Regions from separate parts of the Homo sapiens genome. Here region 2 is linked to region 1. The links are chromatin contacts, found by Hi-C or POLR2A ChIA-PET in ENCODE. All regions are on one chromosome and are shown on one strand. The core of a region is the stretch at or near the end of the contact, and the rest is flanking DNA. Distances in the headings are between cores, read along the strand shown.

Region 1 (5,225 bases), core at 903-3,402:
CATATCACAACAGATTGAATGCAGATGCAAGGCAAGAAAACAGCTGTCTTCTAATAAGCCAGATATTAAAGATATTCGCAAAAAATAACGAAGCATACTTCTCAATAAGTGTCTTAGTTTTGGAAAATAGTTATTTTTCACGAAAGTATTATTTATGTTAACATACAGGTGGTTATATTGTTATTTTAAATTCAATAATGATTTCTAAAATCCCTTTTTTATTTCTGATATGGTAGATTATGTGATTGATAGAACTCACATAAACAAAAACTCTTTGGAGTCCTCAATTATTTTCCAGAGTGTAAAAAAAAGGCATGAGACTAAAATAATTGAGAAGCACTATCTGAAAGAAACATTTAGGTGGCAGTTCCCTCAAGGAAACACAGGGGCACGTTTATGGAAAAGAATTTGAGACATAAAGCAGGTGAGCTAAAATTTCCTCACCATCGGGTGACAAAACGCAGTTTCATTTCAATTCATTAAGCCAAATACGTATTCACTGAGGTTTCTCTTTAGGGTCAGACAATGATTAAACTATTTAAACATTTGGATCTCCATTAATCTTCCATCAATTTCCCAAATGACTAGTCTTGTGTAACACTACGGTAACACAGTATGTAAATTCACCCAGTTAGCTCACTGGTACTTGTATACTCTCCCAAATCCACTAACATTCACTACATTGTCTTTTGCCACCATTGGCTGAGAGGCTTCTCACTGAATTATTGATTTTCTGCCAATTAATTACCATAGTTAAGATTCAGTTGAGCTTCTCTTCGCAGAAATTCTTTTTTCCAATCTCACTTCTCTTGTACCCTTTGGAGTCTGTTGGGGAATCAAAATAATTGGTAACCTAAGGATAAGATACTGAGTTCTAAAAATATCCTTGGCATAACTTACAAATAACTCAGTTGTCAGACACTTAAATGGGCAAAGCACTGTTCTCCAGTGGATTCCACACTTGGATGCTTTTCAGCTGATCTTCCCTCAACTCTCTGTCAACAACTTTACTACAGGAATCTAAGACAAATCCATTTTACTGAACCCAGGGGAAAACTGATAAGTGCATTCACATATAGGCTCCTGTTTAGAAAAATGGCATGCTTGAGGTATAAGAACTATAAAAAAGAAAAAAGAATCTCCTTATCTATAGTAAGGCATATGCGTTTCAGGAAAGGAAACACAACTTCTAATTCCTGAAACAATACTTGCACAACTAAACAGACACTTCCTGCAGCAGTTCAGAAACCATCCAGCCAAGGAGGACGAATCACAGAACAGGAAGTCATCGCTCTATCTCAAGTCAAGGGTTCCTCTGAGGGCTTCCAGAGCCCACTGGAGTGTGCCTGCAATCCAGCAACGCAATCCGGGAATTCCATCTCTCCTATCCTCTTCCCCACAAGGGAAGTCAAGTCCCCAGACACCTTGCTGGAGCACATCATGGAACAGACAGTCCTCACCTCCCCAATTCCCACAGTCTCTCACCTCCACCTCCAGGGCCCTCCCACGCAGGCTACACAAAACCCCTCAAGAGTTTATCTCAAGATGCCCCATAAAAATGACTCTTGACTTTATTTCTCTAAAAGGTGTGTGTCACCAATTGCGCAGTGAGATTCAATAAAGCTCCATTTATTTTTGTATACAACTTGAGTCTGAAGAAAGTAAATAAATTAAACCAAACTTAATAAAGTTGAAGGAGAAATAAGAAATTTAACTCAGTGATAGCACCAGCATTTTAACAAGACTGCTGGAAGAAAGTGAGCTGGAGTTCATACACACTGTTTTCTGGAAAGCAGAGGGTATGGAGGAGAAACACAGTGGACCTGATGTCACATGCTGATTCAGACCCTAGCTCTCGGGCCCTACCTACTTCCTGAACGGGAACATGGCTTAGAGAAGCACATGGCATTGGGCCTCGCCCATGCAACCAGCCACACACAAATTAGTTCCATCCCTGCATTCCTCCCAATATCTCTACCACCATAAAAAAACAAAAAAAGGAAAAAAAAAATTGTCCTGCAGTGAAAGAATATGAGATCTTCCAACTAACTGCAGACCAAAGTCAGTCATATCGAACAGTGAATTCTTTACCATGCATTAGACAAAAGAAACTGGATTAGAGAAGTGACTCTAAGAGAGAAATGAAACCCACCCCATCAACCTAAAATGCAGACAATACAAACAGGAAGGACTGTGCTTTGTAAGAGTTTCCTCAACATAGTTTACAGCAAACAAAAGGGAATAAACCTTGGTCAAGTTAAAGGGCTGGTTAACGGAAAGCCGGGTAAATCAGAACACGGCTGATTTCAAGGTGTGTGCCCATTTTCCGGAGTGCAGCCAACACAGGGGAGCAGTGATGAGTGCTCACCGTCTCTCTTGGCCTTACTGACCTCCAGCACCCTATCTGAAAATAGCAGCCCACATAGGAACAATGACAAAACAGCCAAAAAGCATTTAAATGGAAAGAGTTAGTTAAACAAAAATTAGTAACTCGGCCTATTACAAAAATAGTTCACATGTGATTCCCTATTTCCTTGACCAAATTGGAAAATAATTTAGCTGTTTATATTTCAGAGAGAAGATCAACACACACAGGTACTCGAGTACTGACATTTCCATATTGGTCATGACGGGATCAGTCCTGTAAGGTTTGCTACTCATGAGTACTGTGCTGCCCATTACCTGTTCTACACCAAACCCAGCTCCTCCCTGGGTCTGCCGAGGATGGGCAGTGGAGCCCTTGGGCCAGGAGCCCCCACCAGGGCCAGGAATGTGGCTGCCTCTGGCTGGTCTCCAGGGAGGATGAGGTTTAACCTTTAACCCAGAATGGCATAGCCATCTGGCACCTCTGCCTTTTGTTGTGTGTTGCCTTTAAGCTCTCTCTTCAGGCCTTGTGATGCAGTTTACTGACTGGCAAGGTTTTCTCTCAGTTTTCTAGTCTCCTTAGTGAGGCCATGTTAGGGCAGAGTCTAAGAAAATCAAAAAGATGCGGTACCTTATGACAAGGAGAGAGGAAAATGCTTCCGAGCCCTTGTACCAATAAACTCCTGACCAAGGAGTCAGTGAACGGAGGTTGCTCTACTTCAAAATCCAGTTTATCCCAGCCCAAGAGGAACTCTTGTTCCTCACTTCTTATGTTCTAATTTTTAATTTACTAGAACTGGCTGAGACTCTTGCTTAAAAAAATAAGAACACAGTTGAAATGGCAACAGCCTAAGCCTGTAAGTGCCGCCTGCCATCATAAAGGGCCACTTCTATGGGTGCTTCTAGTGGGACTGAGCCCTTATGTCCCTTTTTTTCCCACTAATCACTCTTAGGAAGGGGCTACCAGAATAAGAAAAAGAAGGAAAACGTGACTGAATTATCCATTGCCACTATTTTACTACTAAAAATAAACTACCAGAGAAAAGAGAGGAAAAAAATATAAAGTTATCAATTCTTACACACACACACTTACTTAGAGGCTGTCTGAAAGCAAGAGGAATATTTAGCACAGACATTTGCAGACACTTACCGTCAGAATTAAAATGGGAAGCTGCATAGATAGAAGTCACTGAATAATTAGCCATGAAGACAATTTTCCTCCGCTATCTGCCAGATACAATTTCTTTCACTCCATCTCCAGAGGTAAACACATCTCAACTGGTATAGCTGAATGAGACCACCTGCCACTTGGTTTGCAAAGGTTCTTAATTTGGGGTAAAATTGTAGCCACCTAAAATGTTCAGATCTAAAAATACAAGTATTCTTTTATAAATCAAGTCTGTTGATCTTAAATCAAATTAACTCTGGTTTATATGTGAAAATAAAATAAAAAACTGATTTATCATGTAGTCTATACACTCCTGGCCCTCAGGTATTGAAAGACTAAGAAAAACTTAGTGAATCAAAGGAAGGAAAGTTTACTGTTACCCCAAAACTTTGTAAACTGCCAGGTTTTCTAGAACTAAACAACAACAACAACAAATCTTTTTTAACCTTTCCATAAAGAACCTTAGAAAACTTGTAATAAAACTAATTTAATATAAAATTAAAATGAGCACTAATATTTCAAGCTTCAGTTTATCCTCTCCGAATGTTCACAGGAAAAAAAAAAAAAGGTGAAAATGCCCTTTTCTTCTCTCCTTAAATCCTCTATTTCATAGTCTTCTGCTGTACGACTGGAAAAATGGAAGAAGGGGAAATTAGTCCCAAGTAATGAAGAGAATCAGTTCCCTGTAATTCCTGACCTCAGGAAATTCTCGGTTTTAATAGTGGTGCAGGTGCTGGACACATTCAGGTAGATCCACATTTTTATCTGGGCTGAACACACCCAAGTAAATCCAAATGACTTAGGAAACTCAGACAGCAGCTGCAAAACGACTCTGAAGACAGCGTGTTCAAGGGCTGCATAAATTATTACATATTGTATCACGTATTTACAACAAACACAAAACATCACATTTAAGAAAAACAATAATATATATTTTTCTAAAAGTCCTAAGTCAAATATTCAACTCTCTCATAGAGATATCTTTAAAATGTTAAAATGAGGTATCTGGTCAATTCCTGTTTAACAAGCATAAGTAATAATGATGGGCCACATTTCCTGAGTCCTTTCTGCAGCCTGGGAGAAAGGCTGGGGTGAGGAACCCGCTCAGCACGCACGGGCTGTGTGCTTTCAGCTTCTGCACTGACACCTTTTTCTAGATGTTCCTGAACATAAGCAGGATATTAATGGGGGCGCTTCATTTTAAGGCCTAATCTGGAGACATTACATTTTTTTAAATGTAGCTCGCAGAATAAGAATTCTGAAACCAATTTTAGTTTGGTTTCAGAATTTACCATCTCCAGGGTGCTTTTCATAAAACGATTTGTTATGGTTTTGTTCAAATGATTACATAGAAACAATCCAAACTATCTATAAAATGTCACTAAGTATCTTAGAAGTCAGAGTGGCCAGCATTTTCCAACAAGTTGTTGAAATTAAATGAAAAGATACAAATTCTCAGTAACACACACGCACACACAAAAATAAATAAATAAAAATTAAAACATCCCACTTAAATCGTGTCAAATAAGCAATATTCAAAGTAGGAACAGGTCTTTAGAAAAGTCACCTTTCAGCAAATGGTTGTACCGCCCTCACCTAAGGGGCCTCTTTATACTCCGTGGACATCCAGGGCAGACCCTGCTTGGGCAGGCACAGTCTAAATGGCCCAGCCTCAAAGCCACAAGGGCAAGCT
Region 2 (5,225 bases), core at 1-2,500, 2.0 Mb after region 1:
CACCAGGGTGGGCGGCACCGCGTGGCCGCGCCGCGGGTTCGGGCTCTGGCGATTCAGCTCGGGCGGCTCCTCTAGCTTGGAGAAGCCGTTGGGCACCAGGATGCCGTTCACGGGCGGCGGCTGCGGCGTCGGCGGCTGGGCCAGGCTCGCTGCCGGGCGGCTGCTGCCGAAGTCAGAGCCGAGGCGCGGGGGCCTCTCGGCCGCGGCCGCCAACGGGTAGCGCTCCAAGGCCTGCGGCGCGCGCGGGGCCGCCTCGGGGCCGCCGTGGCCAAGCTGCTGCTGCTGCTGCAAAAGGATGTCCTTGGCGGAGAGCGGCGGCGGCTTGGCGGCGGCCGAGGCCGCGGCGCCGGGTGGGGAGCGACCCTCCGGGAAGCAGCCGTGCGCCCGCTTGAGCTGCCGCGCCGTCTCGATGACGAACTCGACGCGGTCGGCGCCCTCGTAGTTGACGCAGCCGCGGCAGACGGGTTCGGTGAAGTCCCAGATCATGGCCCAGGGCATGCGGGGCAGGTCACACAGGTAGCACGACTGCCGCCGGGACGCGGCCGCCACCGCCACCGCCGCGGCCATGTCCGAGGAGCCCGCGACGCCGGAGGAGGAGGCGGAGGAGGAGGAGGGGGCGCCGCCGCCGCCCCCCACCGGCACCACGCGCGCCCTCCTCCCCCCCCAACCCCGCGTCTCCCCCACCAGCGGCGGCGGCGGCCGCAAAGGCGGCGGCGGCGGCGGCAAAGCCCGCGAAGGCTCGGCGCCCGCGCAGCGCCCCCGGTGCACGAGGGGCGGCGGGCGCGAGGTGAGGGGCTGCAGCCGCGGCAGCAGTTCCCCCCGGCCGGCCCGGGCACGGGCGGGCGGCGCGGCGCGGCGGGGCGGCGGGCGCGGCGGTGGGGGCTCGGCCGGAGCCGCGGCGGGCCTCCAGACCGGGGCGAAGACGGGCCGCGCGGGCGCGGGGGAGCGCAGCAGGTCGCGGCGGCGGCCGGCACGGAGTGCGGGGCGGGGGGCGGGGAGGCCGGGGGGGCAGGGGGCGGGGGGCGGCCGCCGGGGCAGGCTCAGCCCGAGCGGCGGGGCATGCCGCGCCGGGGTGGCGGCGGCCGGGCGGCGTGGAGCTCGGGCGCGGCGCGGGCCCCGGGTCGCTCCGCCGCTCTCTCACAGCTCCTGGCGTCGCCGCTCTCCAGCGCCAGCGTCAGCGGCCAGCCCGCCTCAGCTCCGCCGCCGCCACCGTCGCTGCTGCTGCTGCCGCCGCGACCGCTCCACTTCTACAGACTTGATTCTTCGACAGTCTCGCACGGCGCCTGCGCGGGCCCCCTCCCCTCGTGCGCGTGCCCGCCCTCCCGCGCGCGCGCTCCCCCTCCCCCCGCGCGCCGAAGGAGCGCTGCCGGGAGAGCCGGCTACGCGGCGCCCGCCCGCCCGCGGGGCAGCGCAGCAGCGCAGCGCCGGTGTTCCCTTCGGAACACCGCGCAAAGTGATCGAGTGCTTTTCCTCCACTTTCCCTCACTTCGCGCCCCACCCGGCTGTCCCGACCACCCTCAGGATGTTTTCCTCTGGTGTGCCTCTGGGCCAAATCGTGCTAAAAATCATTTTTTTTCTTTTATGCAAGGACACTTTGTCACTTGGTTTCCGTCAGTCTCCTGAGAATGGGGAATTTAGGTCTAGCGTGGTTCACAGTTCTGGTTTTTTAGGAGTTATACTTGAAAGCTCAATGTCGGACACATAGCATGAAATCCGTCACTGGTGCTTTGCATTTGTCTTGGAAAGGACATACGCCCCGCCTGTCCCTTTTACTAACTAGGGAGACTGTGAATATTCCCAAGCCCAGCACCACGTGCACACGCCGCCAGCTGGCTCGCGCGTTTTCCACGGAGCCCTCTGGAGGGGAGGGAGCGCGGTTCGGACTAGCCTCTCCCGAACACCAAGTGCCGCTCTTAGCCCCGTCCAGCCCGCCCTGTTCATCGGGGGCCTCGCCGCGCCAGTCGCCCCGGCTGCCTTATGTAGGTATGCGCGGCGGGCGCGTGACGTGGGCGCGGGGCCGTGGGCGGCCGCCGCCGCGAGTGCGCACGCTCCGCGCAGACGTGCCTCGGCGCCGCTGGCACTAGGGCCTCGTGGAACGAATGCACATTCCAGGGATCCGGGGTCTACGGCCAGCGCGGCCGCGTCACAGCGCAGGCTCCACCCCCTTCGGCGAGTCTGGGCGTCGAGGCGCCGCCCCCGGGCCCGAACTTGGACTCGAGGTGGCGGGAGGCGAGGGCGCGAGTGGGGGGGGGGGGGGTCCTGCTCGCCTCCGCGAGGTTCCCGAGGGCCGTGGGGGCGACCGGCTGGCTGGCTGGCCCGCCGTCCCGCAGGGCGGGCCGCCGACGGAGGCGGACTTTTGCCCTATATGCCACCCAGGCCGGGATGAGCCCGGCCTGCAGGTCTGCCACCGTTGGCAGCCTCAGACTCAGCCCAGACTGAATTGAATGTTTGAGTTTCGCACTTTTATCGGGAGGAGGAGCTAGTGTGTGTTATGGTAAATCACTTTGGGCTGGTCGTTAGTCTCCCTAATACACGTAGGCTTAGTCGCTCTTCAATTGGGACTTTTACACTTAAGCTCTTTAAGGGCGGCCTCTGGAGCTGCTTTTGTTGGGAACACAGGCCCACAACTCTCCCTTGAGACTGGAATGAGCTGGTTAAGTGTGGGAAGAACAGGGTACTAATTATATTATCTTTCCTACAACTGGATTGGTAGGTGGAGAGAAAAAAAAAATCATGCTGACGTTTCTCTCTAGTCGTTGCTATTGAAAATACCAGGTTGCTTCAAAGGATTAACCACAAGGAAGAGGAAAAACACCCTTAGAGAAACAGTGGAGGGAGCTGCTTAAAACACATGAAAAAACCTGTTCGAAAATGGCACAGAAAACGTAATGTCAGACCTAAATGTTTTTACAGGCTAACCTTGAATGTCTTTTGGGGATTTCCATAGAAGGTGCGCCTGTTTTAAAGGTCTCTGCATCTGTTCCTGGATCTTGCCCTGCAATTGCAATCCTGCCTCACCCTCTCCAAGCTGGGAGAATGGGGCCTGTCCAGATCCTTCCCGGGAGTAGCTGGTGCCAGCGGGTTTGGTCACTCCCAGGCCCTGCTGTTGCACACCGCTTTCAAGACCTGTCCCTTTGGTCACCCTCCTCAGAGACCCTGTGACACTCATTCCAGTACATGCCTTCACCCACTGCGTCACTGCCCAAAGGGGATGAAGTCCAGTCCTTGTGCTGCAGAGAAATGAACCAACTCATCGCCCCCAAGAGACGGCCCCACTAAGCATTGACTGAAACATACTAAAAGAAAACACAACTCACCATTAGAGTTGTGGCCTAATTATACTCATTTCTCTGCAAGCTGGTACTGTAATGGCCTCAAGGGGAGAGCCTGCCACTCCATCCTAAAATAGAATTAGAGATAGAAATTCTGCCACGATACTAAGATCTTTGCAAAACGGAGCTTTTCTTCTCCAAAGGAAGAGCATTTCCTTCTTATTTTACACTGCCAGTTTCATGTCGAAACTGAGTTGTTGTAACTTCCCTAATGAAATGCCCGATGGAAAATGGAAGGGCTATTTTAGTTCTGGGCTCGATCCGGAATCAAGGGGGTTAAGGCTGGATTCAGGGCAGCAATTCCTTATATTGTATCAGAAGTCTTTCATGCAGCCTGGCCTTTCATGTAGCTCTGAAGCAGCTTTATCGATGTATGCTAAGTAAACATAGCTTTGTTTTTGTCTTCCACCCACCGCTCCCTCCCGGCACAGACTGGAGTTGGATCCCATCCAAAGCGGCTGCTGCAGCAGTTACAGCCGCCTCCTCCACACACAGGAGCAGGGTTTCTAGGGTGAGGCAATGCGTCTGCAATTCGCAGAGACAAGGCAGGAATTGTAATTGTAGTTCATCATGTGATGACTTATGAAAGAGGAAGTTGGTATGTTTTAGTCACGTAGACTCTGCCCTCTTGCTTGAGGCACCAGGTCCTCTCAAAAGAGAATTATGATCATCTTTGCCACCCAGAGTCAAGGTTACCGGGTTGGCTGCAGTGTGCTCCTGCACATTCATATACGGACAGGCAGGCAGATGCTGGGCCAAGTGTCGGCGACGCAGCGGGATGAGGCTGGCTTTTCACCAGAACACTAAAATGTTGCAATTTGTCTTAAGGACTAAAGGAAATATTCTATGGAGAACACTCCTGCTGAGACTAGACAAACCAACAGTCCTTTCCAGCTCTAATTTCTGAGAGTTGTTTTTTTTTTTAAATAAAAATCACAGTGTAGGAGTAAAAGGAAAGCCATTCAGTATGACACTATCAGAAAAGCAGGAATAAGGAAGTGGCTTGGAAGGCAAACCTAAGAGAGCAGTTGTAAGCGATAGCTCAATGGGTAGAACTAATGTGACCTTCCGACACTGAGATTGAAACGGGCTTCTACTGCGTGAACGTTAAACATCTAAAATCTGAATCTGGTTTCCAGAGCTTACTCCAGTCAAGCAGCTATTAACACACGGAAGCCCTGAACTGACAGTCTATAGAGCAGTGTAAAGAAACGGTTCCTACAAGAGTACCTTATTGGAACTTTGCCCCCAGGTTATGCAGCTGCAAGAGGGGTGCAACCCCATTCCCCCAGCAGCTTGTGGGTGCTGTCCAGGAGATAGATGGTATTCCTAGGAACTGCTGAGTTCGTGGCTTTCACCCTCTATCCAGAGGTGGAATCACAGCCTTCATTCTTTAGAGTGCAGTTTCCTTAAATAGCATGATGTTGCAACCATGCTAAAGCTTCTTAAACTCTGATCTTGGCGTATTTGAAGAAGAGAAAAAATGCAGCCACATTTCATCTGGATTTCTGTGGACATCATTGCGGGTTTCTTCAGCTTTGGCAAAAGTGTCGTAAGGTTTGAAGAGCACACGTGATATTCAGGGCTTTTCCAATTTTTTAAATAAGTTATATATATTTGAACACATTTGTTTATATGAATATATCTACACATACTATGGAGCACCATGACATAAATGAACCTTCTGTAATTGATATGAGAGTCTTCCTTCTTAGTAACAGCATTTTATGAGACAATCTTACTGTTTTTCAAATTGCAAATATTCTTTTTTAGAAATACTTTCCCTCTGTTTGACCTCTCTCTATAGCCTACCTCCCCTGTGCACAGAGCATACAGATATTAAAGAGACTTTTGCATGTGGAGGAGATAAACTCTCTGTGGAGGGTCTAAGAA

The links. A loop is a pair of places that touch in the nucleus more often than their neighbours do. ChIA-PET counts read pairs that join two places held with the same protein, here RNA polymerase II (POLR2A). Pooled maps may share reads with other maps.
Region 2: a loop to region 1 is called in a map with no recorded cell type, with 4 times the contacts of the local background. The contact joins the promoter of IRF2BP2 here to the enhancer-like site in region 1. A Hi-C loop is called at or near these places in 1 of 37 single-sample maps with no recorded cell type and 3 of 50 pooled maps. POLR2A ChIA-PET finds 5 or more read pairs at or near these places in 1 of 52 experiments (IMR-90).

What each region holds. Positions count from the first base shown.
Region 1 is chr1:232,588,724-232,593,948 of GRCh38, forward strand. All of the region lies in intron 1 of SIPA1L2 (signal induced proliferation associated 1 like 2), which reads right to left. Among named protein-coding and RNA genes, the nearest start is that of SIPA1L2, 39 kb to the right of the region's middle. RefSeq lists an enhancer at 2,231-2,731. Within about 2 kb of position 2,153, at least 7 of the 41 ENCODE cell types and tissues checked have a DNase peak (open chromatin) inside an H3K27ac peak, as active enhancers do.
Region 2 is chr1:234,608,928-234,614,152 of GRCh38, forward strand. IRF2BP2 (interferon regulatory factor 2 binding protein 2) reads right to left here and starts at 1,251. Exons shown (of 2, transcript NM_182972.3): 1 at 1-1,251. The coding sequence starts at 567. RefSeq lists silencers at 66-345, 586-665, 1,046-1,145, 1,206-1,395, 1,876-2,475 and enhancers at 726-1,423, 1,526-1,625, 3,776-3,835, 4,116-4,165.